4 separate regions of the Homo sapiens genome follow, and all the other regions are linked to region 3. Evidence: chromatin loops called from intact Hi-C (ENCODE). Cell type or tissue: heart right ventricle. All regions are shown on one strand. Each heading gives the region's core, and the rest is flanking DNA. Links, peaks and the distances in the headings are about the cores only.

Region 1 (7,359 bases), core at 974-5,973, 52 kb after region 3:
TCAACTCCTGACCTCAAGTGATCTGCCTGCCTCAGCCTCCCAAAGTGCTGGGATTACAAATATGAGGCACTGTGTCTGGTCTGCTTATTTTTTTCTTTTGTTTCCTATGCTTTTGATGTCATATCCAAGAAATCATTGCCAAATCCAGTGTCATAAAGATTTTCCCTTATGCTTTCTTCTAAGAGTTTTCTAGTTTTAGCTCTTTTTAGGTCTTTGATCCATTTTGAATTTGTTTTTGTATATGGTCTTAGGTAAGGGTTCAGCTTCATTCTTTTGCATGTGAATATCCAGGTTTTTTTAAGCTCTTTTTATTGAAAAGACTATTCCTTCCATAAGATTGGAATTGGTCTTGACACCCTTGTCAAAAGTCAGTTGACCCTGTATTTGTGAGAGTTTACTTCTAGGTTTTCTGTTCTATTCTATGCCAGTACCACACCGTTTTGATTAGTATAGTTTTGCAGTAAGTTTTGAAATCCAGAAGCATGAGCCCTTTAACTTTTGTTCTTTTTCACGATTAATTTGGCTGTATGGGGTCCCTTAAGATTCCATATGATTTTTTTTTTTTTTTTTTTGAGATGGGTTCTCACTCCATCTCCCAGGCTGGAGTGCAGTGGCACAATGTCAGCTCACTGCAACCTCTGCCTCTCAGGTTCAAGCGATTCTTGTGCCTCAGCCTCCCAAGTACCTGGGATTACAGGCATGCGCCACCACACCCAGCTGATTTTTGTATTTTTAGTATAGACGGTGTTTTGCCATGTTGACCAGGCTGGTCTCCAACTCCTGACCTCAAGCAATCTGCCCGCTTTGGCCTCCCAGAGTGCTGGGACTACTGGCATGAGCCATTGCATCCAGCTAGATTCCATATGAATTTTAAGATGTTTTTATGGATCTGTGGAAAATGCCATTGGGATTTTGATAGGAACTGCATTGAATCTGTAGATTGCTTTGGTTACTGTAGTCAGCTTAACAATATTAAGTCTTCCAATTCATGAACATAGAATGTTTTTCCATTTATTGGAACTCCGTTTTTAATTATATTCAATTTTAGGAAATTTAAATTTGTTTGGCCATATTGTAGCTAATCATCATCCTATTGGCCAGCAAGCCCAAGAGAATTATCCTCAGATTTTCTTTTCTTCCTAAATCGTAGGATCGTAGTGACGTCTTCAGAGGCCTTGTAGTATCTGAATCATCATTGGTCTCAGGATGTCTGGATTGTATGGAATGCATGGTTAGAAGGGTGAATAAATAGGGGGTTTCGGTCCCTCCAGGTTATCTCTGTCTCGGAGATATGAGAGGGCTACAAGTCTTGCCACATCAGACCCTGTCTCCTTCTCTATTTTCCCTTTGGAAATGTCTGTTTTTCTCCAGAGCCAAAGAGAACCTCTTGTTTTCCAAAAAATTAGCAAAAAGTAGACTCTGCTCTGGCAGGAATGGAACTCCTTCTGCCTCTTCCTATTTCCATAGAAGAAGAGACCATAGTGCCCCAAATGAGGTGTTTTTAAAAGAAATTCCTTCTCCAAATGGAGATGCTGATTATTTTATAGCAGCGTATGTACCTTGTTCATCATTCTGATGGGGTTCTCATGGGAACAGCAACAAAAAATGCCTTTCGGTGCCAATCATGGTTGTGCTCCCAATTGCATTTTCCTTGAGGGTCAGCAGTCTAAGAGATGCCTGCACGTTAGAAACAAAAAATAAAGAATAAACGCTGTAAATAATTAATTAAACCAGGAAACCCCCTTTCAGTGTCCATTCGTTTTTCTGCCATGTAAGAAGTAATGGTAGGATGCGGAAGACCTGTGTCCTTAGTACTGTTCCGTCTCCCTGCTGCCCCTTCCCCAGCTTCTCTCTAATGACTCCCCGGGGAGATCACAGGTCTCAGAGTAAACAGGAAACCTGACTAAGTAAAATAGGGAGTCTTAGAGCCTAGAGGGTAAGAGACACAGCTCTCCAGGAAGAAGATGCCTTTGGCCTTGGACAGCCAGGAGCAGTGGGTTTGTGGGGTTTTATATAAACACTCTGTTACGACTCTCTGCGGAGGAACCCTCCAATCCACTTTAGGCCAGAAATGGAACTTTGTTCCCTGGCCTGCCCATGACTACTCTACATCAGTCTCTCCTGAAAAGAGGCTAGAATATTACTTGTGTATTCAGAATTGGACTAACCCAGTAGTTAGCCAGTTCGCTAAAACTGATTTCTCTACCTTACTGCCCTGTGGCCTGTACCCCACCCTTATTGTCACCCCTTTCTTTGTACAGAGATAACTTCTTTACTGTAGCATTTGGGATTTCCCACACTACAGTTGATCTGTCACCGCACTACCAAAATGCCTCTGCCAACCACTTGGGTGTCCTGGTGTCAGAAGTTAGAAGTGCCCCAACTGTCCCACCCAGCCTGCTCAGCTCTCCTCTCTCTCTCCTGGGTTGTTGTTCTGGAATGATATTCCTCTTGGATTCAGTGTGTGCAGTCTGATTTGGGTGGAGCCTTGAGCTGTACACAGGAGTGCTGGTAATGTCTGGCCTTCAGTGCTGCCAAAGGCAAGAAGCTGGCCTCTCAGTGTAAAGCACATAGTTGGATTGCTGGGGCAGTGTTAAATGGAGGGTGGGGTGAGCAGATAGCACTCTCTTCCTGCTCTGTTTTCAGGAAGTGATTATAAAAGCAGCTCTAAGTTTGAATGAAATCAAAAGAATGAATTGTCACCTTCCCCCAACAAAAACCAGATGAGCACAAACATATACACAAACACACTCCTCCTCTGCACTCCATCCAAGATCCACACCCTGGCTCTGCCGGGCTTCACTTCGGTGCTATTTCAGAGCAAAGAGCCTTTGTTGTGCCATCTCCATTCTCTTCCCTGGGAGAGAGCTTAGTAGTCTTATGAATGAGAGCTCGACTTCCCTTTTGGCATACTGTGGGTTTCACTTCCCTGTCCTCTCTCCTTCCAAGAAGAGTGTGGGCAGAAGTGTATAGGTGGGAGGAATAACCATTGCCAAGATTTAATTCATCAGTTAGGGATTGGGGTTTCAGAACTGGTAATAAAATTGTTTGCAGTTAATTGTCAATGAAAGGAGTTTCTGTGCCGTTAACACACTTCCATTCCTTCCTTCCAGCTGCCTCTTTCCGTCGTACTGCCTTTTTCCTGGTACCTCCATGGGGTTTAAGCCATATGGCTCTTAGGAATATCGTTTGGAGTCTCCAGAAGTGGAAGATTTGGCTGTGCAGCACACAGCACCCCTGGGTCTACTCCTCCCCTCCCCTCTCAGCAGCTGTTTGCCACTGACCGAGGTGGCGACCAAGCCTATGTGTGTGGCCAGAGTCAGTGACAAGCCTCCCACCCAGGCCTGGGGAAGCCCTTAGCCAGCGCGGTTCCTGAGGCAGCCGCCAACACGCCAGGGTTTCCTCATACCTTCAGGGCTGCGGTGGAGCAGCCAGCGTTATGCGGCAGCATTGTCTAGCGTTGCTTCACTTGACTTCTCTGTCCCCACCCTCTGTGTTTAAGGGAATCTGGCCATCATCCAGCAGGGAAGAAGCTGGCATTTACAGAGAGTGGCTTTCTGCCACCCCTCATGTGGTAGGAGCCAGGACCACCTCCATCTCTGCTTCCTACCCATGTGGCAAAGAGGAAGGGGCCCCTCTGTGCTCAGTCTCCTGTTGTGGAGTTTCGAGTTGCCTAAGATGAGAATAAGGCTGTCTGCCAGGTTATCTGCCCAGATAAACATTTATTGTTTACAGGGACATGTTTCAGCTGCTCTGGCACCTCCCACTGGTGAGATCCTCTAGTATCTTGAGGTTTTAAGCCAGTATATGGGGCCGACGTCCAGACACAGAACTACTGGAGCTGGAGAGGCTAAGTGGCTCGCGGCTTCTAACTTAGCTTCGCCATTGCCCCCCGCCCCGCTTCCCACTGCCAGAGCTAGATTTACATCTCTTGTTCTTAGTTCTGCCTCCTGGATATTGAAGCTGCATCTACATTTTAAACCTTTCTAGCCTTTAGAATTTGGGGATTTATATGCGATCCAGTGTTAGGACACAGCAAGCTGAAGACTTCTTTTACATGGCAAAACCAGCCCTCTGACACTGTGTTTTCCTTAATAGCTAATGAGACAGCTGTTTAGTGACGGCAACAGGGATTGATGCAGATTTTCTTTTTTTAATCTGACTAGGTCCACTGCTTCCAGATATTGTCTTTTTATTTTTTTAGTGATGTGATTGATTTTCCAACATTTTATTATACAGCAAAGTTGAACATTCTCCAGTGAGCTCACTTATACCCAGTACCTACATGCTGTGATTCTCATTTTACTGTATTTGTCTTATCATGTTATCTGTTTATTTCTCTCTCTCCCTCTCTTCCCCCATCTATCCACCCATCCATCCATTTTTTCTTCTTTTAAATAATTTTTTTAATGCCTATAATCCTAGCACTTTGGGAGGCCAAGGCGGGCAGATTGCTTGCAGCCAGGAGTTCGAGACCATCCTGGCCAACATGGTGAAACCCCGTCTCTACTAAAAATACAAAAATGAGCTGGATGTGGTGACGGGCACCTATAATCCCAGCTATTCAGGAAGCTGAAGCATGAGAATTGCTTGAACCCAGGAGGGCAGAGGTTGCAATGAGCTGAGATTGCGCCATGCACTCCAGCCTGGGCGACAGAGTGAGACTATCTCAAAAGAAAAGAAAAGAAAAGACCAGCCTGGGCAACATGGCGAAACCCCATCTCCACAAAAAATACAAAAATTAGCCAAATGTAGTGGCTAGCACCTGTTGACCCAGCTACTCGGGAGAGCTGCTTTAGTAGCCCAGGAGGTCAAGGCTGTAGTGAGCCCAAAATCATGCTACTGTACTCCAGCCTGGGTGATACTCTCTCTCTCTCTACACACACACACACACACACACACACACACACACACACACACACACACACACACACACAGACAGACATGTACATATATACATATATGTGTGTGTGTGTATATATAAATAATCATATAATTATATTATAATCCCTTATCTCCACCTCTGTCCCCAGAGGCAAGCTCTGTTCTGATTTTTTCCACCAAGATTAGATTTGCCTATTTTAGAACCCCATATAAATGGAATCACACAATAAGTACATGCTCTTGAGAAAGGCTTTTTTCATTTAGCTTAATCTTTTTGAGATTCCTCTGTGTTGTTACATATATTAGTATATATTAGTAGCTCACTCCTTTTTATTGCTGAGTAGTATTCCATTTTATGAATATGTCACAGTTTATCTGGTTGACAGTGAATCTGTTTCTAGTTTTTAGCTGTTATGAATAAAGTTGCTGTGAATAGTTGTACACAAATCTGTTTTTGGACATGTGTTTTCACTTGAGTAAATGCCTAGGATTAGAATTGCTGAGTCAGAGATTAGATGTGCATTTTTTATTAGAGATCCCCTGGACCAAGCTTGTCCAACCCGTGGCCCACAGGCTGCACGCAGCCCAGGATGCTTTGAATGCAGCCCAACACAAATTCGTAAACTTTCTTAAAACATTATGAGCTTTTTTGCCCCCCGCTTTTTTTTAAGCTCATCATCTATAGTTGGTGCTATTATATTTTACGCGTGGCCCAAGGCATTTCTTCCATCGTGGCCCAGGATACCCCTGCCCTACAGCTTTTTCCAAAGATGATTTTGTTAGACTCCAACAATTATGACACTTCCCATTGCTTCACATCCTCTTTCTGGTAGGTGTGTGGTGACTGGTGATATATCATTTTTGGCTTTAATTTGTATCTCCCTGATGACTAATGAAGTTGTATGCTTTTTGTTTTTTCAGACAGGGTCTTGCTCTATCACCCAAGCCAAAGAGCAGTGGCACAATCACAGCTCACTGCAGACTTGACCTCCTGGGTTCGGGCAATCCTCCTGCCTCAGCCTCTCAAGTAGCTGAGACTACAGGTGTGTGCCACCACATTGGGCTCATTTTATTACAATTTTTTGTAGAGACAAGGTATTGCTATGTTGTCTATGCTGGTCTCCAGCTTCTGGGCTCAAGCAGTCCTCCTGCCTCACTCGTCCAAAGTGCTAGGCGTGAGCCCCCATGCCCAGCTGAAGTTGTATACTTTTTCATATGCTTACTGACTTTTTTGCCTATCTTCCTTATGAAGGATCTTTTCACATCTTCCTCCCATTTTCTTGAGTTATTTTCTTGTTGAGTTCCTTATGTATTCTGGATGTAAGTAATTTGTCAGATACATGTTTTGTGAATATTTTCACAAAGCCTGTGTCTTACCTATTCATTTTCTTAATATCTTTTGATAAGCAAAAGGTTTTAATTTTCATGAAATCAATTTATCCTGCTTTTCTTTTATGGTTATTACTTTATGAGGGCTAAAAATCCCAAGTGATGAGGATCTTCTACTCGGTTCTCCTCTAAGCGCTGTATGGAGGCCGGGCGCGGTGGCTCACGCGTGGAATCCCAGCACTTTGGGAGGCCGAGGTGGGTGGATCGCTTGAGGCCAGGAGTTCAAGACCAGCCTTACCAACACGGTGAAACCGTTTCTCTACTAAAAATATAAGACGTTAGCTGGACATGGCCGGGTGCAGTGGCTCATGCCTGTAATATCAGCACTTTGGGAGGCCGAGGCGGGTGGATCGCGAGGTCAGGAGATCGAGACCATGCCGGCTAACACAGTGAAACCTGGTCTCTACTAAAAATACAAAAAAATTAGCCAGGCATGGCAGCGGGCGTCTGTAGCCCAATCTACTTGGGAGGCTGAGGCAGGAGAATGGCATGAACCCGGGAGGCGGAGCTTGCAGTGAGCCGAGATCACGCCACTGCACTCCAGCCTGGGCAACAGAGCAAGACTCCGTCTCAAAAAAAAATAAATTAGCTGGGCATGGTGGTACATGCCTGTAATCCCAACTACTCAGGAGGCTGAGGCACAAGAATCGCTTGAACCCAGGAGGCAGAGGTTGCAGTGAGCCGAGATCGTGCCACTGTACTCTGGCCTGGGCAACAGAGCAAGACTCCGTCTCAAATAATAATAATAAATAATTCTGGGCTGGGTGCGGTGACTAATGCCTATAATCCCAGCACTATGGAAGGCTGAGGCAGGCGGATCACTTGAGGTCAAGAGTTCGAGACCAGCCTGGCCAATATGGTAAAACCCTGTCTCTATTAAAAATACAAAAATTATGGCCGGGCGCAGTGGCTCATGCTTGTAATCCCAGCACTTTGGGAGGCCGAGGCGGGCAGATCACAAGGTCAGGAGATTGAGACCGTCCTGGCTAACACAGTGAAACCCCATCTCTACTAGAAATACAAAAAATTAGCCGGGCGTGGTGGCACATGCCTATAATCCCAGCTATTTGGGAGGCTGAGTCAGGA
Region 2 (7,359 bases), core at 1,598-6,597, 67 kb after region 3:
CAGGCGTGAGCCACCGCGCCCGGCCGACTTTTTTTTTTTTAAGAGGGAAGCGGTAATAGGAAATTTAATCAGGAAGATTTCTAAGCTTCAATTGTAAAGATACCTCCTTTTCCCAAGAGTTAGGCCTAATGAAGACTATACCTACCAGTACGGAGGGGGAGGGGATAAATCACAACTAAAGACCTTGGCACTTCTGTAAGAAATTTAAATAACAGGCAGACATATAGAGATTTGTAAATATGTACTTGCTGCCAGATAAACCACAGGGAAGATACTGTATTTGTGGTCCAGGGAAGTTTAAATATTTGTGGTCAAACTTAAAATTCAACGTAAAACTCTCATCTGTGATGGAAACTTTCCAGAAACTGCATGGAGCGGGTGTGCAAGCTGCATAAACTCTCAAAGGCCTCTCCTCTCACCAGGCTGAGCTGGAAAAGCCTGTTCTCCTTCCTTCAAACTGTGTAGCTAACAAGCCCTTCGATCAGAGAAGGAACTCCTTGATGCTCCAGCCACCACCCAAGAAACCCGCTCTAAGGACCTTTCGGGCCAGGCACAGTAGCTCATGCCTGTAATCCCAGCACTTTAAGAGGCCAAGGCCGGAGGATCCCTTGAACCTAGGAGTTCAAGGCCAGTCTGGGCAATATAGGGAGACCCCGTTTCTATAAAAAATTAGCCAGGCGTGGTGGCAGGCGCCTGTGGTCCCAGCTACTTGGGAGGCTGAGGTAGAAGGATCGCTTGAGCCCAGGAGGTCGAGGCTGCAGTGAGCTATGATCACACCACTGTACTGCAGCCTGGGCAACAGCGAGATCCTGTGATCTCAGAGGACCTCTTTGAGCGAGATAAGAAAGGACCTCTCTTTTTTGTGGCTTGCACCTTCAAGTCTGATCAAATATTACCTTTCTTAGGGTCTTCTATTCACCATCTTATATAAAATAGCAATACTCTTCCCCACCCTGCCGCTCTCTGTCTCCCTTACCCAACTTTTTTTCACAGTACTTCCCACTACTGTCTGCTTATTTGATTCTCAGTCTCAGAAAAATGTTTTAAGTTCCATGGGAACAGGAGCATTGTTTTATTCACTGCTGTATTCCTGGTGGTTTGAATAGGGCCTGCCACACCATAGCATGTGCTTAATAAATATTTATTGAATTTCAGTAGAATACATTTAGAACTCAGACTGTGAGATCAGCCTGAAACACCTCAGATATCTTACTTTGTGTTCTGTGAGGCTCTACGAGCTCCTCTGATAAGGAAACTGGCACTGAAGGTGGGCGTAGCGGCCTTCAGATGTACCAGGCAGCTCTTGCCGTAACACCTATAGCCTACACATCGAAATGGAATTGGAGCCGCTTAATTTTCACAGTAAATACATATATAGCACTCTTTGTTTCTGGCCTTCAAATTTGTTGATGACCCTCCTGATATTGATTCCTCTGGGGTGGGAGCTCTTTCTGGGCAGCGTGCAGACTGGAGCACATGTATATACTTTGCACATTATTTTGCCCAACTTTTTGTCATTTGAGACCCTGCTTGGCTGGGGAGACTGTTGTTGCTGACCTCTCCCAGGCCTGTTGGACTTGATGATGACTGATGGACTTGAGCACCTCATCAGGGTCTTTCTTCCGTCTGCTTTCCTTTGCTGCTTCCGCCAGATCTTTCCATCAGTCCCCCCAACACAGAGTGCTTTATTGTTGATGATCCTTAGTATTTGGCATGAAATGTGCTTCACAAATGATGTTGATTATCTTTAAAATACCGTGTGTGTGCGTGTGCGTGTGTCATAGTATATCACCACTTACATAAATGTATCTATAAAAGGCATAGAGAGAGCTCGTAGTTAATCACATATGTCAGTAAATGCAGAACTATCTCTGAAGAACATACCAGAAACTCGCAACAGGGCCTAAAAATCAAAGGTGGGAAGGTTTTGTTTTTAAAATTCGGCCTTTGTATTGCTTTTTTTCACCATGTGCCATGTTTCTGAACTCCACGTTACTAAGCAGCTTTGGCTTCAGTTTGGCCTGGTACTTGATTCTGAGATGCCACCATATCTCATTGAACTCCTTTGGTACTTTGTCAGCAGCAAGAGTGACTTTAGCTTAAGTAACAGAATTAAGTGACAGCTTTTAGTTCTGTGTTGTCTTTTTTTTTTTTTTTTTTTTTTTTGAGATGGAATCTCACTCTGTCGCCCATACTGGAATGCAGTAGTGCAATCTCTGCTCACTGCAACCTCTGCCTCCGGGTTCAAGCAATTCTCATGCCTCAGCCTCCCAAGTAGTTGGGACTGCAGACGTGCACCACCACGCCTGGCTAATTTTTGTATTTTTAGTAGAAACAGAGTTTTGCCATGTTGGTCTTGAACTCCTGAGCTCAGGTGATCCACCCACCTTGGCCTCCCAAAGTGCTGCGACTACAGGTGTGAGCCACTGCGTCTGCCCTTGTGTTGTCAATTTTTTTAAAGTTTAGGGTGTATATAGGTTTCTCTAGTATAGGCTGGTCCAGAAATTTTGTCTCTGTTTTGTCAGTATAAAGCACTGAAACTATACTTCAAAGTAGTTTATAATGGTTTGCGTGTCTATATGTGTTCTTCAAAAGTAGAGTAAGCAGCACGTAGTTATTGGATTCCTGTCTCTAATCCTATTCTTAATCTACTGCCTTGAAAATATTTAATAAAGAATGAGAAAGGCCATGCACGGTGGCTCACACCTGTAATCCCAGCACTTTGAGAGGCTGAGGCAGGCGGATCACTTGAGGCCAGCAATTCAAGACCAGGCTGGCCAACATGGCGAAACCCTGTCTCTACTAAAAATACAAAAATTAACCAGGCGTGGTGGCACGCGCCTATAATCACAGCTACTTACGAGGCTGAGGCACGAGAATCACTTGAACCCAGGAGGTGGAGGTTGGAGTGAGCCAAGATTGTGCCACCGCACTCCAGCCTGGGTGACAAAGCAAGTCTCCATCTCAAAAAAAAAAAGAGAGACATATATTCTAACAGCAGCTTTTTGGTCTCTTTTTCAAATCCTGTGAGAATATACTACATAGACTTGGTAATCAGGAATGGATCAGATGAGATACTGTCAACTCTAATGCTATTTTGCCAGGACAACCTGCAGAAAAATACATCTTCCTGTTCTAGATAGATGTCATAGCCTTTATTATGCTCTGTGCTAGTCATGAGAAAACGCCAGATAATTAATGTATTGTCTCTGGGGTTGAGTTTACTCTCTGAAAAATGGGGATGACATTAGTTATTTCATAAGATTTTAGTAAGGATTAAATGAGATAAAATAAGTGAAAATGCCTAGGTTTTTTTGCTCTGTCGCCCAGGCTGGAGTGCAGTGGTGTAATCCTCAACTCACTGCAACCTCCAACTCCTGGATTCAAGTGATTCTACCACCTCAGCCTCCCGAGTAGCTGCGATTACAGGCGCCCGCCACCATGCGCGACTAATTTTTTTATATTTTTAGCAGAGACGGGTCTTCGCTGTATTGGCCAGGCTGTTCTCAAACTCCTAACCCTCAGGTGATCCACCCACCTTGGCCTCCCAAAGTTCTGGAATTAAAGGGATGAGCCACCACACCTGGCTCAGAATTTTTTTATTATTATTATTATCTGAGACAGAGTCTCGCTTTGTGGCCCAGGCTGGAGTGCAGTGACACAATCTCGGCTCACTACAACCTCTGCCTCCCAGATTCAAGCAATTCTTCTGCCTCAGCCTCCTGGGTAGCTGGGACTGCAGGTGTGCACCTGCAGGTTTGCAGGCGTGGGCCTGGTTAATTTTTGTATTTTTAGTAGAGACAGGGTTTCACTATGTTGGCCAGGCTGGTCTCGAACACCTGACCTCAAGTTACCCGCCCGCCTCGGCCTTTCAAAGGCCTGGGATTACAGGCGTGAGTCACTGCGCCTGGCAAGATTTTTAAAAATGAAAGTTTCAATATGTGTTTTCATAGTGGACGCTGGGGATTGGAGAGTGGCTAAGAAGACTCCAAAGAGGTCCAGTTACAACTCAGTCACACATCAGATTCCCATGTCTCCTTCTGGATCATCCTGTAGTTTCTATAGCTGTTTTCTGTAATTCATGCAAATTCTCTGTAATCCTTCATTTCCGTTTTCTACCCACTTAGCTGTTGCCATTATTTTGAGGCATTGGATGTAAAAAACAAAACAAAACAAAAAAAAACCTGTTAGATTTATCTTGTAGGCTAAGGCTCAGAAATTGGGCAAGGTTCAGGTAGCTTTTCAGAAGGCGAGGCAGGTGTGCTTAGTTACACTATTCCAAGATTCTCCCAGAAATAGAACTCTAAAGTGAGGACTTGGGTGCCCTTGAAGGAGAACAACAAAATACCATTTTGGAAATAAAATTCTGCTGTCCTGGGTGTTCCAGCCCCTCCCATGCTGGCCTCCTTTCGGCACCATTCCTTTCTGCAGTCCCACCCCGCTTGGCCCTGGCACGCAGTCCCATGAACATGCCACCTGCCTTCTCTCTCTCTCTGGCCCCATCCATTGGCTGTTCAGTTTATTTTTTCCACATCCTCACCCTCTTCCAGCTCCAAGTTAAATAACCCTCACAGATGGCTTGTTCCATCAGAGCTGTTTAAGAACACAGAGCAGTGAACTAGTGCCCAGAGGAGCTGCCCCAGCCCAAGACTGCCCTTCCTATGGAGGCTCAAGACAACTGTGTCATCAGCTACCTAGAGGCCCAGAGACAGTGAGCAGAAAGGCTGGCAGGTTGGGTGGTAGAATGTCTGTTTAACACTATAATCCTCTAGCAGCTAACAACTAGTTCTCACTTAGATTTACAAGTCAGAACCAGGAGCCAGATACACTGCATACTCCATTTTCCATAGAAGACATAGTACTTCGTAGCTGGCATTTCTCCCCCACTTTTTTACAGCATGGAAACCCAACAGGAAATGACAGTCCCCATTTGTGTTTGGGATCATGGTTTCAGTCCTTAGTGAACCTCTTCATGAACTCCCGAGAGGTCTAGATCCCTGCCCTGCCTGACCCAAAGGGCAGGATTTCCAGCTGTCAGCACACCCATGGGAAGACAGGGAACTTCACATGCCTATTAGGAATCCTGCATAGAGTCTGGGCACAGTGGCTCACACCTATAATCCCAGCACTTTGGGAGGCCAAGGTGGGCAGATCACCTGAGGTCAGGAGTTCAAGACTAGCATGACCAACATGTCAGGCTAAAATACTAAACTACTAAGTACTGAAATACTAAACGTCTCTACTAAAAATACAAAACTCAGCCAGGCGTGGTGGCACATGCCTGTAATCCCAGCTACTTGGGAGACTGAGGCAGGAGAATTGCTAGAACCCGGGAGGCGGAGGTTGCAGTGAGCCGAGATCGCACAATTGCATTCCAGCCTGGGCGACAAACCGAGACTCTGTCTCAAAAAAAAAAAAAAAATTCCTGCCTAGAGAGAAGATCCCAGAATTTCTTTCACTCTTTCTTTCCTGTCAGCAGGGACACGGAGGTTTCCTGTCTGCCTTGTCATCAGCTTTGAAACATTTTCCTCCTGCATTCCCCCATATATGTAGTGGCCTGTAAGCTTTGCCCCCTTCATGTTCCCAGCATCCTCCTTCCCTCTCTCATAATCGGCTGGGTCTGGTTAATTTTGCCCTTGTGACAGGACAGCCTTTCCCTTGTCCTCGGAGTTATTCCTGTGGGACATAAGACCTCTCTGGTCATGGTCTCCCTCTCTTTCCCTTCCTTCTTGCCCTTTCCTCTCTAACTATAGCCTTTGTAAATAGACTCCTCTGAGGTCACCGAGGAATGGTAGTATGTGCCTTTGCTGCTATAGGACTCTCTTTTCCCCCAGTAAGCAGAGTTCCCTTGAGAGACCCCCCTCCCTTCCTTTATTAAAAGGCACGTTGGTGGCTTATCTGCTTGAACTCTGGCATAACAGGGCATGGAACAATGGCATGTGCAGAGTGCTTTGGCCAAAGGGAAATTAACTTTGAGCCAGAGACAGCAGTTTGAAGAAACTTCCCTTAGTAAGAAAAGAGACAAGAAGAAAAGTGATGGGGTGGAAAGGGAAAATTCTATGGCAGAGAAGGTCTCCCTGAGAACTCAATCAGAAATCAGTATCTCCTCCTTAAGCCTGGTTTTTCCACTGAGAAGTAAACTATTATTCTCTCTTCTCCTCCTTCATACCTTCTCCAAGATCAAGCGTTGCCAGATAAGTAACACACCCTGTTGCTTGCAAAGTAAAAGTTACTTGGATTGACAGATTTGTGGAGCCTTTGGGTGCCAAGTATCAGGAGGGAGCTTTGATTTCCATTTTCCTGTCTTCATGATGGACTTTACTCTTTACATTCAGTAGAAAAGTTCAAGGCTGTGGTGCAGACAACTTTCAGAGGTTACCCACATATAGGTCTTAAAACTTAACATCTGGCAGTTACTAGTTTCCTATATTCATTCAGCTCATCAAGTATTCAGCTGAGGTTTTGCCCATATTATGTCCAGTGAAATGAAATGAATCTAAGTGATAGAACTCTTTTTAGGGCAGGTATCCTGAGAAATTTTAAATTTCAGTATTTCTTTTCTTGCCTGTAGCTTAGCCAAGCACCCATTCAATTTGTGTTCCTCTAAAGGCAAATTCGTCAGAACTGTTTCTTCTGTCCTGAGGGCCTTTAGGCTACTGCTGAGTCTGGGCAAGTGTTATTTATTTATTTATTTATTTATTTTTGAGACAGAGTTTTGCTCTTGTTGCTCAGGCTGGAGTGCAGTGGCGCGGTCTTGGCTCACTGCACTCTCCGCCTCCCAAGTTCAAGCAATTCTGCCTTAGCCTCCCAGGTAGCTGGGATTACAGGCACCTGCCACCACGCCCGGCTAATTTTTGTATTTTTAGTAGAGATTGGGTTTCACCATGTTGGCCAGGCTGGTCTCAAACTCCTGACCTCAGGTGATCCACCCACCTTGGCCTCCCAAAGTGCTGGGATTACAGGTGTGAGCCACCACGCCCGGCTGAGTGTAATATTTTTTAAGTGAGAAAGACTTGAAGTAGGCTGAGTGCAGTGGCTCACGCCTGTAATCCCAGCACTTTGGGAGGTCGAGGCGGGAGGATTGCTTGAGTCCAGGAGTTTGAGAGCAGCCTGGGTAACATGGTGAGACCCCATCTCTACAAAAAAAAAAAAAAAAAAAAAAAATTAGCTGGGTGTGGTGGTGCATACCTGTAGTCCTAGATGTTCAGGAGGCTGAAGTGGGAGGATCACTTGAACCTGGGAGGTTGAGGCTGCAGTGAGCCAAGATCACACCATTGCACTCAGCCTGGGCAACAGAGTGTGACCTTGTCTCCCAAAAAAAAAGATGACTTGAAGTAGAGACCTTTCCCTATACTCTTT
Region 3 (7,359 bases), core at 1,331-6,330:
TCAGGATCCCCTAGGGGCTGCTCTTTCCCAAACATACAGTGCTGATGGGTTTAGCACACCATAGTGATATGACAGAGGCTATACATATGAGGGTGGCTTTGGAGAACTGAAATCAAATAAGGCGCCGACCCCGAACATATTGGGGGCAGTGGATGGTTGAGGTGCTCTGATACTTGAGAAATCCTGGAACGAGGTTACTGTGACCTATTGCTGGCCATAGGGTTCCAGCTGCCCTGCTTAGAACATGGAGAGGTTTATATTCTTGCAGTAGGGCAGGATGACTAAGCTTCAGAATTTGATTTGCCCTTTTGGGCAAAATTGATTTAGGGTGAGTACTCTCCCAAAGTCCCAAGTCGACTTGTTGGTATAAATGAGAAAGATAGAAGGGATTACCTTCATCTAAGTCTGGTCTCTTTAGGGGTCACCCAGCAAACATCTCTTATTCTTAGAGGATGGTGTCTTGCTGCTCATATCTTAACTCCTGGAATGGTGGCCTTTGATACCTTTGTCTCTTCTTTGTATCATGTGGCATCTGGATGACACATTGTTGCTAGAAATCTCCAGGAGCCGCATAGAATTCTCCCCATCTCCAGCCCAGCCCAGGGCCTCTTGAGCTACCTAGCACTGAGGTACCAGAATCAAATCCTTCGCCCAATGCAAACAGAGTTGGCATGACATCTTGGCTTTCCAAGAGGCATGCTAAGCCATTTCAAGCCCGGGTATTATTCTTTTAACTCTGCCACACTTATTGGATTCAAGTCCATTTCTGCTATTAGCTGCTGAATTCCTGCAGTTTTCTCCAGTGGAGTGAGAAGCTCTCCAGGGCAACAGTGGTCTTATGTTAGCCTCTGACCCCTGCGTGGACAGTTGTAGGCTAGGATATAATGGCCCACAGGGAAACCGTTTGAAAAGGCAGATATTGCATGTCTTAGGCGTGGTTCTCTTGTTACAGCCATTTGTCTTTGTGTCTGTACCACATGGGTGTCCTCTTTTTCAGCTTCTTTGTGCCTAGCTTCTGTGCCATCTTGGCTGTATTTCCAGATCTCCTCACTCCAGGAACCAGAAGACCCAACTTGTTTCCCATCTGTACTGCTTCTCTGATCTTCCATAGCTCTGAAACACAATGCACGGCTTCTTCTCACTCAACTCTTTCCGGGTTTGTTCTGCAGCTGTGGAGTTTGAATGTTAGTGTTTAAACAAGCTGGTATTACACAGGAAATGGCCACCTCCACAGGCCCCAGCAGGCTTGTAACATGGGGTCATTGTACTTGATGTTAATCACCAGTCAGCTTGTTCCCCCAGTAAAATATGAAGGAGTGTGTGAGTGCCTCATCCTCCTTAGACTTGCCAGGAAGATGGACTGAGTCTTGGTCAGGCGTTGGTGCTCCACTCTTTTCAGACTCTCTCCTCCTCTCAGTCCTGCCCCAGTGGAGCTTTCAGAAAAAGTCCTGCCTGACTCCTTCCCTATGAAGCTGGCAGACTGCCTTTCTGAGTTCTGGGCAAGAAGGTAGATTATTGTGGTGTGACGTGTCTCACCTGGCATACCTTAATCTGTCAGAGGATGCTGCAGTTGGGTAACCTCTCCTGTGAGAAAAGCAAAATTTTAGGAACACAGAAACCCATGGCCCCTCTGAGAGCAGGGCTTCTCAGTTCCCTGGACGTCAGCTGCCTTTCTACAGCTATTTGCAGAACTCACCTCAGCCTGAAGGGTTAATCTGATTCCGGAGTCAATATCCCCCAAACAACCAGCCAGGAGTGTGTGTTGGTTTGTTTCTGTGAAATGTGTTTCCCCAGTCACCTGGGCTGGCCTGGGCTGCATTGTATCGGCCAGCAGCTGCACTGCACTCAAACTGACAGATACATTAAACCTTGGAATTCTGAGGCAATAAAAAGTAAATTAACTCTTATTTTTTTCCTTTCCTGGTGGACTAAGTGAATGCATGTCTGTAGGGAAGCAAGTGAGCCTTGGTTCTGAGTGCATACTTGTAACTAGTCACTGCTGGTTTGTCCCAAACTCGGATCTGGCTTTCCGACTCCAGCCAGGGCTCTGCCGTCCTGGTGTGTGGTGTGTTCTGTGGGGTTGGGCCAGTGGGTCACCTTGCAACTGCTGATCCCTGCTCTCTAATCACATCACAGCTGCTGAGAGACTCCCTGGCCATCATTCTGGGAGCCATAAGCAGGCTCATTGGACACAGTTGCGTATTCTCTGGCTGCTTTGTGTCTGCTTGGTGAACAGTCCACCCTAACTTTAGCGGGATATTGTGGACTCTGGGAATTTCCCTAAAATATGCATTGAACCAGAACAAACCAGAAGGACCTGCATGAGTCCACAGCACTCTAGAGGGTCCATTTAGAATCAAAAGTTGTTTGAGATTATTTGGGAAACCTTCTGGGAAGTTATTTCCCAAGCATTTCCAAAAGATTGGCAGCTGTTTACAGATCCTCATCGCCACCCGAATTTGACTTTTGGCTCCTTGGCCCTGGCCAACCTTGAATCCATAGGGCCTAAGGGCTGCTGTCGGGTGAAGGCTAGAAGGTGCTCCTGGTTGGGATGAGGAATTAAAGCAGGAAAAAGCTAAGCTTTTCTCCTTCTACAGACAGGAAATCCTATGTGCACCCACAGAACTGACCTCCCAGCCCAGAGGCCTGATTGGGGTAAGCTGAGGTGATGTTGCCCAGCTTCCAGGAATTACCTCATCCTTTTGCAAATATCTTAACTTTTGAGTTCAGACATCTCACCTGGTTTTTCAAAGCACCTCTTCCTTTGAGTTTCCTGACACTCCCTCACTCCTGTAGAGAGTCACTGTGTCGCCCATGGGTCTCTGGGTAGTTGTGTTGTGTTCATGTCTGTGGTGTTCGATGAAAGGAGATAACTGATGATATGAATGTGAACTGAGTTTGGGTGATCCCACTGAAACACCAGAAGAAGGCAGCTACTCACAATCAGAGCACAAGACCAATTTGAATTAACCAGAGCAGAAGTGACCTCTCATTGAAGCATTTTGTGTATTTCCTTGGTTCTGCACAGTCTAGCTTGGCTCTTGGACCACTTTTATTTATATTTCTGAGTTGGGAACTCTGGGCACTCCCTGTGTCTTTTGGCATCAGCTGCTTTCTTACAAATCAACATTGAGGTAGGGATTCTCGTCCACCTTATTTTTGCAGTGAGTCTCAAGGTTTTGGTACAAGGTGGGTGGTAATGGGCAAAAAGGCGTATGTGGGCAGGGGTCCCTAGTGGTGGCCAGCAGTCTCTGGGAGGAGTCAGTTTTGGTTTATCTGAGCCTTAGGGGACAGGAGAGCATGGTAATGAGAACCACATGGTACCACATATTTCTTCATCTTGGATCCAAGATGGTAGGGGTGGGAGGATGAGAGAGGGATGTGGGGCCTCCCACTGTGGCAGCCGTGGGTAATTTTCGGCCGCCTCTCTCTGGCTGGGGATGCTGCTGCCCACACCACCCCCAACCCCCAACTATGTCCTGCAGCAGCCTTGACCTGCACGCACCAACCAGGGCCCCCAAGCCAAGAATTCAGCTGGGAGACTTTTCACCTTCTTCCTTCTCACTGTCGTCTTTCCTGTTTATTTTCCAAATTGCTGCTCTGCAGCCGAGCAGTGCCTGTTGGCCAAAGCTCACCAGTGCTGTGGGATCAGACTCAGGCAGCGGGCTCAAGTGGCCAGCAGGGCACTGGGGGAGGAAGCGGGGAACTGGAAGAGCCTCCCTGTGCGTCTCCCATGGGCAGCACTAACCTCGGAGGCGGCCCTGAGCAGCCCTATCACATCCGGTGCTTGTCTCTGCAGCCGGGACCGGAGGATAAACTATCAGGGCTGTGGGGCAGTGCATCATTCCTCTTATTATTTTCTTCTCTGCAGATGGGGTCGTGGAAAGTTCAGTTCCTTTTAACCCTCGAAGTTCTGTTTATTCTACAGCTGGTAGCCTGAATGCCGCGTTTCCCATTACATCACAAAGGAGCTCAGGCAGATCTCTGCACAGAAACGTGTTGCAACTGTTTATTTTTTTCCATATTTAAACATTTCTGACAGCCAAACCCGGCTGAGCCAAAAGATGGAGCTTTGTGAATGAGTCTGGTTGTCGGTGTCTGCGCTGAGAGAGGCTTTAGAAAACTCGTCCCTCCGGTGATTCTTCCCAAACATGTTCTTTTTCCTGGGTAAAGCCTGTGAAGCGAGTTACTTCTGCAGTACACGTGTGTTGATTATGTGCCGTTGTGTGATTAATGGGGCTGTGTTCCGTCTGGTTCCCAGGACACTCTTGAAAACAAGATGTTTCATTTCATTGCCTTTTCCTAGTGCAATGATTACAGTAAATAAACCATTGCAGCCTCCTTCCACCTGGAGCCAGTCAGGGAGTTCCCATACCTCTGCTCCACTTTCTCCCCCACTGTCACCTTCGGTGGCATGTCCCTTGAATGCTTTCTTTTCTGCCATCTCCCAAAGATTCTTGGTCTCCAGGAGAAACAAATTGCTTAGATCTGAGGCCCCTCCCTAGTAGGACTCATAGGCAGTAACTCCACTGGGGAGATTCCAGGATGATTCTTCTTTGTTGTTTTTAGCAAGAGGGTCTCACTGTGTTGCCCAGGCTGGTCTTGAACTCCTGGCCTCAAGTGATCCTCCCTTCTCATGTTCCCAAAGTACTGGGATTACAGGCGTGAGCCACCACACCCCGCCCAGGATGATTCTTACAGCTCTCTTTACATATTGCCTCTTGCCACTCTAGCTCATGAATCTAATTGTGAAGCTTTTCTTTGTAATTCTCCTATGCATCTCTCTTCTTTTAGAGTAAAACTTAGCATCCATAGGATATTATCTGTTCCAGACTCCTGGTTAGGTGCTTTCCTGGAGAAGAAAGCCAAGTCTGTAGCCTTGGCAGGCCCTATATGCTTACCACAATTTGTAGTATCCCTGGGCAGGCCAAAAAAAAAAAAAAAAAAAAAAAAAAGCTTTATGGATCCTCAGCACCCACCAAAGCAGGAATCTGACCCACAGTCGATTTTTGACAAGTGATGGTGACAGAGAAATGAACCTCTTTTTTTATAATTCTATGCTGAAATTTCAATTAAGGAGAGCCAGACTTTGCAGTTTCAAGGTTTCTTCTCAGGTTCAGCCAGGACCTGGTGATACGCAATTAGGACAGCCAGCCATCCCAGTTTGCCCAGGACTGGGGGGTTTCTGGGGACGTGGGACTTTCAGTGCTAAAACTGGGACAGTCCCACACAAACCGGAATAGTTGATCACCCTGTATCTCACCTTCCACAAATGAGAGAAAGGAGAGGTGTGGAATGGCTGAGACAGCGCTGATGAATTGTGTAAGAGGCTTTACCTTCCTGTGAGGATCTTGATGGGCCAGGAATGAGGTTTTTGTTTGTTTGTGTGATTGGTTGATTGATTGATTGATTGCCTGCCTATATATAGGGAAGAGATTTCTAAAGCATTGTAGGAGGAAAACATGCATGACTCTTGCTGTATTGTGACTAGACCCTCCATGGCTGTGGCTGGAGGAGGAGAGGCTGGTGCTCAGTTGCTGTCTGTGTGGCATGTACTTGGCTGGACAGCAGTGGGGAATTCTGGGAGCAGCCACAAGCACTGGGTGTCTAGAGTGTTTGAGTAAGCGTCTCAGGCACACTGTCTGGAAAGATGACAGGACCCTGCATTAGGCAACTGAGTCTCCAAATTCTTTTTCCTCTCTGGTGAGGATTAAAAACTCCCCCTAATCAATTTCAACTTTGCATAAATCCACATACACATACCTCAGATTGCTGCCTTGGGCACAGTTTTGTTTCCTAGCATTTTTGGGGTATGATTTCCTGGCAGATGCCAGCCTAGACAACATTTGCTGCAAGTACTTCCCTGCTCACAAATACTGAGAATACTTTTTTTTACTGGTCCCTCTTTAGAGCTGCTCTTTTCTTACCTTATTTCTCACAGTGTTGCTGTGGATGTATGGTCGACGCTGGCTGATTTCTGTAACATACTGACTGCAGTGAATCAGTCTGAGGTGCCACTGTACAAGGACCCGGATGATGACCTCACCCTTCTTATCCTGGAAGAGGATCGGCTTCTCTCGGGCTTTGTCCCCTTGCTGGCTGCCCCTCAGGACCCCTGCTACGTGGAGAAAACCTCGGATAAGGTCAGCCCCAGGCCAAACATCCCTCCCCATTCGCCCCTCCTCTTAATTCTCCAGACTTTTTTATTCTTGGGAAGTTTTCTGTGCAAATGGAACATGATTAAGTCATTGAGAAGGGTGTTAAGGGAAAATATCGACCTTTTAGCCGCTGACATCCAGCTCTGTGTCCTGAAAAAAAAAAGCCCTCTCGACTTCCTTTGGTGTGTGTGTGTGCTTGCTGGCATGTTGTATATACGATCATTTCCTCACTTGTTTAAATAGTGCAGCTTGTGTTGGCAGTGCTCTCACTCAGCTCCAAATGGTTTGCATCATGCTTAAAGCACCCTCCTTTCTCCCCCTTCCTCCCCGCCCCCCTCCGCCACAAAGCTCTGCACTAGGAAAACAGCCAGGGCTTTTTCCCTTCTCTGAGGAGGAGAGTGATAAATAGGTGACTAGAGAGAAGCAGACACCATGTGTTAACTTAGAAAAAAAAACTTGTAGGAATATGAAGCATTCCCCACTGCCTGGTTTCTATTTTCCTTCCTCTGAGGACTGCGTTTTAACCTGAACGTTTTTCTTGCCTGTCTGTTTATAGAAAACAAAGCCGATTCCCTGTTGCGCTGTTGGAGACTGTGGAGTTCTTAGTCTCTGCTTATCAGTTGGGTTTTCAGCCAGGTAAAGAGTAGGGGTAGTCCAGTCGGCTTCACATTTCCCACGTGTAATAACAGTTACTAGGCTAGGGAAGTAGTAGCCACCGAGCTTGGGAGCGAAGTGCTGTGTGGAGGCAGGAATACCCTGTGACTGACTTCTCTGCAGAGTAGTGAGGATCACATCCCCTGGGGACAGGCCTTTGGGGAGGCTCCACAAATGTCTTCTCAGGAGGAAGTCTTTTGACCTACATGAAGTATATACTAGGGACATAGGGAGATGTTAAAAAAAAAAAAAAAAAGTAAAAATTCCAAACATGAGCCACAAATATGAGAGACTTTATGTAGAATATAAAGTCTTGGCCCGTTGCAGTGGCTCACACCTTTAATCCCAGCACTTTGAGAAGCGGAGACGGGCGGATCGCTTGAGCCCAGGAGTTTGAGACCATCCCTGGCAACATGAGAAACCTGTCTCTACAAGCAAACAAGCAAACAAACAGTTTTTAGTATAAAAGAGTATTTGTTCACTGTGGAAAATCTGGAAAACACACACAAATAAAAAGAGGAAAAATTATCCGTAATCCTTCTTTCTA
Region 4 (7,359 bases), core at 1,820-6,819, 89 kb after region 3:
TGCTTAGTTCCCGTTCTCTCTTACCCTCCCTACCTTCATAAAGCAGCATATAGCTCGTTTTCTCTCCCCAACCCCCCTCCCCCGCCGGGCATCTCTACCCACACTGTGCTTGTTCCCTACCGAGTGGCTGTGAAGAGTCACCAGTTTTCAGAGAACACCATTTTTTCTTCTTTCCTTTTTTTTTTTTTTTTTTTTGAGACAGAGTCTCGCCTTGTTGCCTGGGCTGGAGTGCGGTGGTGCAATCTCGGCTCACTGCAACCTCCACCTCCCAGATTCAAGCGATTCTCCTGCCTCAGCCTCCCTAGTAGCTGGGACTACCACATGTACTACCACACCCGGCTGATTTTTGTATTTTTAGTAGAGATGGGGTTTCACCATGTTGTCCAGGCTGGTCTTGAACTCCTGACCTCAGGTGATCTGCCCACCTTGGCCTCCCAAAGTGCTGACATGACATTCGTGAGCTACCGTGCCCAGTCAAGAAACACCATTTTTCTTTACTTCTCCACCTCTCCACCTTAAATACCCCAGAACAGTAACCCAGTCTACTCTCTTGACCTAGAGGTTTTCTCCTTTGTTCCTCGCTCCCCTTGGCTCCAGCCCCTACTTACCCGATGCTTACATTATCTCTCTCTAAGGAACTGAGCCTAGGAGAGAACAGCCTCCGGTATCGCCTCTCCACATCTCACTTTCAGTTTTCCTTTCTGCTTGGTTCTTTGCGTGTGGACTTGATTAGAGTGATAACTGGAGCCCTAAAGCTAAAGGTTTCAGTTCCTGCTGCAGTGGTAAGCTGCCTCCGACAATCTTCAGGGGAAGGGAAAGGGGCTTTCTTTCAGCTCTTCCCTGACCTAAAGCCCCAGTTTTCTTTCCCAAGCTGATTGAAATGATTTGTATGTGATATTTTGTCAATTAACTTGGGAATTCTTGACAATCGCCTACACAGTGCATCTCCCTCCAGAAGGGTCAGGACTGTGACTGAGAAGGTACACCGCAGAGGAGAGGTCCGTAGGCTCCCCAGGGTGTTCCCTGGCTGGCGGCCCTTTTAGTCGCCTCTATCCCCAGTCCAGCCCCACGTGCTAATGTAGCCCAGGAAGGGAGCCTCTCCCGCCCAGCTCTTTCTCCTCTGGAGGATCCAGAGTTTGCCCCCAGAGCTGCGATATACATGCCACTTACATTCTCTGGTTTTCATTGATATAGAGTGGAAAAATGTGCTCACGAGCAGAGTTAACTGTGGGGATGATGTCACAGACTTCATCTGGAGTCCTTCCTCTCCAAGCAGGGAGTCCAGCTTTAACCCCTCTCCTACCAGGAAGTCCTCCTAGACCAAGCAAAGATCATCTTGGAATTGGCTTTTTGTCAGTGGTTTGAAAGGCTTCTTTCATTATGAAGTCTCTTATTAACTGTATTTAAACTGTCTTGTGTTGCTTTTTCCCTGACTCAAGTGCTGGAGGCTTTGTCTAGGAGAATATTCCCGTAAGTCTCCTACAGAACTCCAGCATCAAGAGAGCGGTGGTCCTCTCCCCAGTGGGCTTATTCCCCCCAAGTTAAGACAGAATGCTTTTGCAGACAGGCCAGTGAGCTACAGACAGAAGGTTTCTCTGTGCCTCTGGGCAAGCCCTGGACATTCTGCCTCTCAGTTTCTCCATCTACTAAAGAGCTCAGACTGTGCACTTCTCACTCCCACAGTACACTTTACACAGCTTTGACCATCCTCCCTGCTGCTTGGATTGCAAAGGACAGGGTACTCTTCCAAAAGACAGACAACCTTTCTCTCTCCAAACAGGTAGAATCCTTTCCAGGCCTGTTAACACCAGGTCAGAGACCCCAGTAGATCACAGCCTTTTGCATATCAGCCAGCAGTTGTCCTTGTCCTAGAGAAGGAACTAATAGCTATGACAGACACAATCCCCAAGGAAACCAATTTCCTTCTAAATGGGGCGGAAATGAAAACTGGGAGAGGGCTACTCCTCGTTGCTTGTGTCCATGGAATAGGCAATTCCCACAGACCCTGTAAGGAAGTGCTGCAGGTGGCCTCAGGATGTCCACATCCCTGGGTCCTGCTGTGCCCTGGAAATCCCCATCTCCAGGAGTCCCACATCCACACATGTGGCTTTTCTCCCTGTCGGCCAGAAACCATGCTTTCTTAGCCACGCAGCATACCATGTAGCCCGTGCTCTAGCAGCAGCAACACTCCTGCCCGCCTGTCTGTGCATGTGTCCGTGGCACACTCCTGTCCTGGGCAGGTTTCCTCTGCACACTTAGCAGGGGTGCCAGTGTACCTCTCATCGTCCAGGTGAGGCCAAGGACAATTGCAAGCTTTTCCTCTGTCCTCTTCTCACTCCTTAGCTCCCCTCTCCTCTCCATTCAGTGGCAGCAGCCTCACACCAAGAAGGAAAATCCTGGACCCATTACATAATTCTCCATAGTGCAAGCAGTAGCTGGGGCGTAAGGTCAGAGGTCATAGTGGGGTCAGGTGGCTGACACACACTGTAACGACAAGGTGGTTAAAATTAGACCACAGAGAGGAAACTGGCAGTCTTGTGGAAATGCAGAAGTTTCCTATGCAAGTGAGAGGCTGGAGATGCAGGGAGGCCACTGTGCGTGCTGCCTGCCAGGCTATTACTCATTTCGGCTCTGTTCTTTAATGCCTTTTAGCCCCTGCTTCTGTATTTCTAGCCTTCCTCATCACATGTTTGAATACACGCAATGGAACCAGGCTTACCTGCCCTGGGCCAAGACAAGCTTCCCTTCTCCTTCACGGAGGCAAGCCCAGGACCAGGCACCCCAAGCTCAAGGGGCTGAACTTTTTCTAAGCCCTTCTGGGTAGCCGAGAACCTTCTACATCAACCTCTCAGGTGAAGGTGGTCAAAGTACTTAGCTTGAGATTCCAGCCTATAATGGTAACAGGGCCAATGGTGAGAGAAAGCAGAGAACACTCCTAGACCGTGTAGGAAAGCGGGGTTGGCTTTTTGGTGAAGGTGGCAGAGGATGCAGCCACAGAGCACACAGTTGACCGGTGTGTGCCGCACTTTCCTGGGCAGCCAGCCTGCACAGCGGTGCTCATTTATTTCCACTGTCTTAGAGAACATGGGTCATGCCTGCTTCATCTGCTCTCTGTGGTACCCAGCCGAGCTTCCCTGGGCTGTCCGTCTTTACTGTGAGCCTACTGTGTGCACAGCTTGTCCTTACAATTCTTGCCAGTGACGTACGAAAACGATGAGATTTAGGCTTTGCCACCAGAGGGGTTGCTGTCCACATGAGAGAGAGAACACCTGCACCTGTAAAATGATCATCAGTAGTCTCCAGGTTAGTACTTCCCTATGTGCTGCAGATAGAAGGCTTATTACTGTGAAGTTCCTTTCACACTAAGAAACGAGGATGCATTAAAAGAGAGGCAGGGGCTAGTCAGTGAGGATGAAGGGGCCGTCCCCTGTGGCACGTCTGGCCACGGACGTGTGTTTCCCATGTGGAATGGCCTTCAGCTTTCAAGCTCCAGATCCAGCAGGGCCCCTCTCCCTTGGTGAGCACTCAGCCAGTAGGGAGAAGAGGATGCTGGAGGCTAGAGATGAAGAGAAGGGCACACAGGGGCAAGCATGGAGGAGAGTGTGAGCCAAGCAAACGGGTGTGGAGGAGAGGGCATGCAGGTGTGGTGCCTCCAGAAGGGGGGCCCAGACTGGGGGACGGTGGACACTTAATCTGAGACACTTACACATTTGACTGTTGCTCAAGATACTGAGTTTCATCTCAGCTAAATCAGCCCAAGCTTCTCTGACAGCACTGACTTGTGTGCTGATGTGGCCACATGGGAGCAGGTTGGCGTAAACGTCAGAAAGAGTATAGCTTTGGTGAAACATCCCCACCTGCTCTGCCTGTCTCTCTCCTGACAATTTCCTGCCTGACTCTAGTCTCTTGAGCATGAGGAGCTCTTAGATAGGGCAGGAACCTGTCAGGGGAAGCCCAAAATGATCTGGTTGAAATGAAACAGCCAAGAAAGCCCTTAGCATTCAATTTGCACTTGGGCTGAAAATTCTCCTTTTGGGAGTCTGGAGCAGGGGTGCTGGGAGAGGAGTGGAGAGTGGCAGCGAGGGGCCCCAGAAAGCTCTATGCTGTGAAAGCACTCCACTCTTCCCTCTGCTGGTTCTAGACCAAACTTAGAAGATATGTCATATATTCTGTTTTGTATCAGGACCTTACTCAAATAAATGTAAGGCACCTGTCACTGGTCCCTGGGGTTGTCTGCTGCCCCAGAGATAACCTAAGGAGAGATAACCTCAGAAGATCTTGATCCTCAGCCTGCCCTGGGCCCTCACTTACCACCTGACATGCCCTTGTGCCCTCCGCACCCCGTCATTCATTCTGACCCCCTTGCCTGGTAGCTTTGACACAGTTCCCCTGTGCCCCTCAGCCGGCAAGCAACATCTCGTCTCCATCTTCCCTTTCAGAAAATGCTGTTTTTCTTCTCTCCCTCTCACCCTGTAGGTTATTGCAGCTGACTGCAAAAGGGTCACAGTGCTGAAGTATTTTCTGGAAGCCCTTTGTGGACAAGAAGAGCCTCTGCTGGCATTCAAGGGTGGAAAGTATGTGTCAGTGGCACCCGTCCCAGACACCATGGGAAAGGAAATGGGAAGCCAAGAGGGAACACGACTGGAAGATGAGGTACTATGCGGGAAGAGCCCGCTGTGGCAGAGGGAAGGCCCCCTCCCCATTCTGCTCGTGGCTTCAGCTTTTCCTCCTGCTTATTTATGAGCACAGAGAACAGCGTCTGTGTTAATGTGACCAGCCAGCTTCTCGAGAGTGTGCTCTGATGGTGCCCCTTCCTGCCAGTCCACCCCGGTGCCTCCATCCTACTCCACTACGAGTTCCAGATGCTTCTTTTAATGCTGCATTGAGGAGAAGGGAGGAAAAGAAAGAAAGGAGTTGAATAATGTGCAGCTCTCGAGGCTTAGGAAAGGGAGAGGGGGGTGGTCAGGATCAAGTTTATAGATGTGTGGAGCCCAATGCAGCACAGGCCTGAACTCCAGCCTCCAGCACACGTACAGGAAGAGCTGACATTGCTGGCCCTGTGTGGAAAATCACCCCTCCCCTGCCCTACCCTCCCTCCCTTGTTCCCTCCCTCCCTCCTGCACATCCTGATGTGATTAAGGAATTCTCCTCTTGTTTGTTTGCCCTTGGTTGTTCCTGTAGCCCTTGCTTCACTCCAGACTCGTGTGTGTGTGTCTGTGTGTGTGTGTGCGCGTCTGTGTGTGTGTGTGCGCACGCGCATGCACATGCATGAGCCTGTGTACCCGCCCCTGCAATAGTCCACTGGCAGTTGCCCTGCCCTATATATTGCCATTGCCTATTTGTGTCTTTCTGGGAGTGATTGTTGATGTGGGTCTGTGTGTGCTGGGTTTGTGTGTCAGTTTAAGTAAACACTGCTGCCAGCTTCCCTGCTCTCTGTGGGTTCTGAGTGGTTGTGAGTGTGATGTTGTTGGAGCATGTATGCATTTAGTATCACTTCCAGCTGCCCTGCTGTGTGTCTGGGTGTGGGTATTTCTGTCTGGATGTGTGTTCACACACACCTCACTTTTACCTGAAGGTTGACTCTTCTTTTTACCCCACAGTGTTAAAGACAAGAGACTTAGGTGGGAAGGAACATGGGACTAAGGGAAGGGACGGAAGCGATTCTAGCCAGGGGCCAGGTCACCCATAGGCCAACACAGTCATTTGGCCTGCAGCAGTCTCAAGCGCCCGGTAGAGCAGGGCGGGGTACAGGGATGAAGTCAGCAACAGGCCAAGGAAGCCAGATGTCAGCTGGAAGCTGTCGTTTGTGATCTGAAACAGTGATAGAGTGGCCACCTTTGGATCAGAGTCCTGAGAGCAGCAGAGTCTTGGACTGGCTTCATTAGAATAACTGGAGAGCCCCACCCCACCCCTGATGACATAGGGCTCAGCTTCCAGGACAGAGGTGGTTCCAGGGATAAAGCTGAGCCTAGGATTCCAGACTCTCCAGATGAAACCTGGGCAGAGAATAATGGGAAAGAATGAGCTGTTAGCATGGGAGGGGACAGCAGGCTTGCTAAAGCTGGCAGGGCATCCAGGCTTCAGGCAGGGCAGAGCAGTGCCACCCAAGCCCTGGGTACTGTGTGGGGAAGCACAGGTGGAGCAGTGCCTCCGTCAGCTCTTTCACCCGCACTTTCAGGCTGAGGGCACAGCCAGGTTAGCTCCCAGGCTTGCCCAAAGATGCCCTGTGGCCAGGGGAGCCTGCAGTCCCAAATCCAGTGAGGCAAGTGAGGCCCAGAGAGGGCCACAGCACCAAAGCCAGAGAAGGCCTTCTCTGCCCTCACAAGGAACAGATGACTTCTCTGGTCCCGGATCTTGGTAGTGCCACACTTTTTTTTCTCGTTCTAAGGCTTATTGACCAGACAAAGGTTGTGACCCACACCAGGCTGCCCACTTCTTCCTTTTCCCACGAGTCTCCTGGGTTCCTTCATGTTAGTGGCCTCTGGGAAACTGTGCTTACCCTGGTCTGTGTAATTTCATAACCTTGCACTTCCTCGTTTACTGTGAGAGCTGAGCCAACCTCAGACAAGCTTCTCTGACCCTCTTTTGACCTCAGTCAAGCTCACTTCAAGCCCCGTGATAACCTTGTATATCCCTAGTCAGAGCAGGCAGAGGCAGTGTTCCCCCATGGGCTAGGCAGGCATTCTGTCCCGCTCACTGCAGTCTGGGTTAACCTCATGAACAAGGAAGTGAATGTGCAGAGTTTTCCTTCTTTCCACGGCCTGGGCCTCTCTGGAGGTGAGCGCTGTGACACTATAGCATGCCTGTGTCAGATGAATGGTGACTGTGGACAGCATCCCAGACCCCTGACATCTCTTAGGATAGTGACAGTTCTGGCCCCATCCTCAGATCTCATCTCTCCCCAAACTGCAAAACTGAATCACTTCAGCAGATTGGGAGAGGTAGGGAAAGGTGTTTCTTCAGACATAGTTCTTTGTGAATAGAACACAGTTTAGTCGCTTAGGGATCCTACCAAAACACCCCTAGATTCTGCTCACAAGGCAAAGTATACCCCCGTCATCTACCCAGCCACCCACCTGAGTAATCCCTTTCAGTCAAGAGATTCCATCTGTATATGACCTTGAGCTGGACAGTTAGAGAAGAGAGCAGTCTGTACTGAACAGATCTAGGGTGGGCCTGCAGCAGGCCTCACGATGCTGAGCCACTGAGGGCTGGATCTGAGCTTCTGGTCTGGATTCAGGATGGCTTAGCTTATTATTATTGGTAAGAGCATAAACTTTGGAGTCAGATTCACTTGGGCTTCAATCCCTGTTCTGCCTTTACTAGCCATGTGACCCTGAGCGAGGTGTTGACTTCTAA

The links. A loop is a pair of places that touch in the nucleus more often than their neighbours do. Peaks named below come from ENCODE experiments on the same cell type or tissue, not always from the same donor. Only the 100,000 strongest peaks of a DNase experiment are listed, where the experiment ranks them.
Region 1: a loop joins it to region 3, with 2.7 times the contacts of the local background. A loop is called at or near these places in 17 of 110 quality-filtered maps.
Region 2: it touches region 3 in a loop (2.1-fold over the local background); 22 of 110 quality-filtered maps call a loop at or near these places.
Region 4: it touches region 3 in a loop (2.8-fold over the local background); 23 of 110 quality-filtered maps call a loop at or near these places.

Annotation. Positions count from the first base shown.
Region 1 is chr17:2,119,166-2,126,524 of GRCh38, reverse strand. All of the region lies in intron 13 of SMG6 (SMG6 nonsense mediated mRNA decay factor), which reads left to right. Among named protein-coding and RNA genes, the nearest start is that of SMG6-AS1, 33 kb to the right of the region's middle. RefSeq lists enhancers at 2,572-2,621, 3,827-3,886. In heart right ventricle, for the core only: a CTCF peak has its summit at 3,750; DNase peaks (open chromatin) are centred at 2,502, 3,574 and 3,793; H3K4me3 peaks cover 752 bases; H3K27ac peaks cover 3,771 bases.
Region 2 is chr17:2,104,889-2,112,247 of GRCh38, reverse strand. All of the region lies in intron 13 of SMG6 (SMG6 nonsense mediated mRNA decay factor), which reads left to right. Among named protein-coding and RNA genes, the nearest start is that of SMG6-AS1, 19 kb to the right of the region's middle. In heart right ventricle, for the core only: no CTCF peak of the experiment used is centred there; a DNase peak (open chromatin) is centred at 4,450; H3K27ac peaks cover 3,140 bases.
Region 3 is chr17:2,171,442-2,178,800 of GRCh38, reverse strand. SMG6 (SMG6 nonsense mediated mRNA decay factor) reads left to right here. Exons shown (of 19, transcript NM_017575.5): 13 at 5,942-6,143. Among named protein-coding and RNA genes, the nearest start is that of SMG6-AS1, 85 kb to the right of the region's middle. RefSeq lists enhancers at 1-97, 859-2,323, 5,172-5,908. In heart right ventricle, for the core only: a CTCF peak has its summit at 3,672; a DNase peak (open chromatin) is centred at 3,730; H3K4me3 peaks cover 1,464 bases; H3K27ac peaks cover 5,000 bases.
Region 4 is chr17:2,083,019-2,090,377 of GRCh38, reverse strand. SMG6 (SMG6 nonsense mediated mRNA decay factor) reads left to right here. Exons shown (of 19, transcript NM_017575.5): 14 at 4,477-4,653. It overlaps SMG6-AS1 (SMG6 antisense RNA 1), which reads right to left and starts at 640. Exons shown (of 2, transcript NR_199038.1): 1 at 609-640. RefSeq lists enhancers at 509-588, 2,390-2,439, 4,901-5,813, 6,269-6,348, 6,419-6,478 and 3 more. In heart right ventricle, for the core only: no CTCF peak of the experiment used is centred there; DNase peaks (open chromatin) are centred at 2,477, 4,577, 5,219 and 5,787; H3K27ac peaks cover 5,000 bases.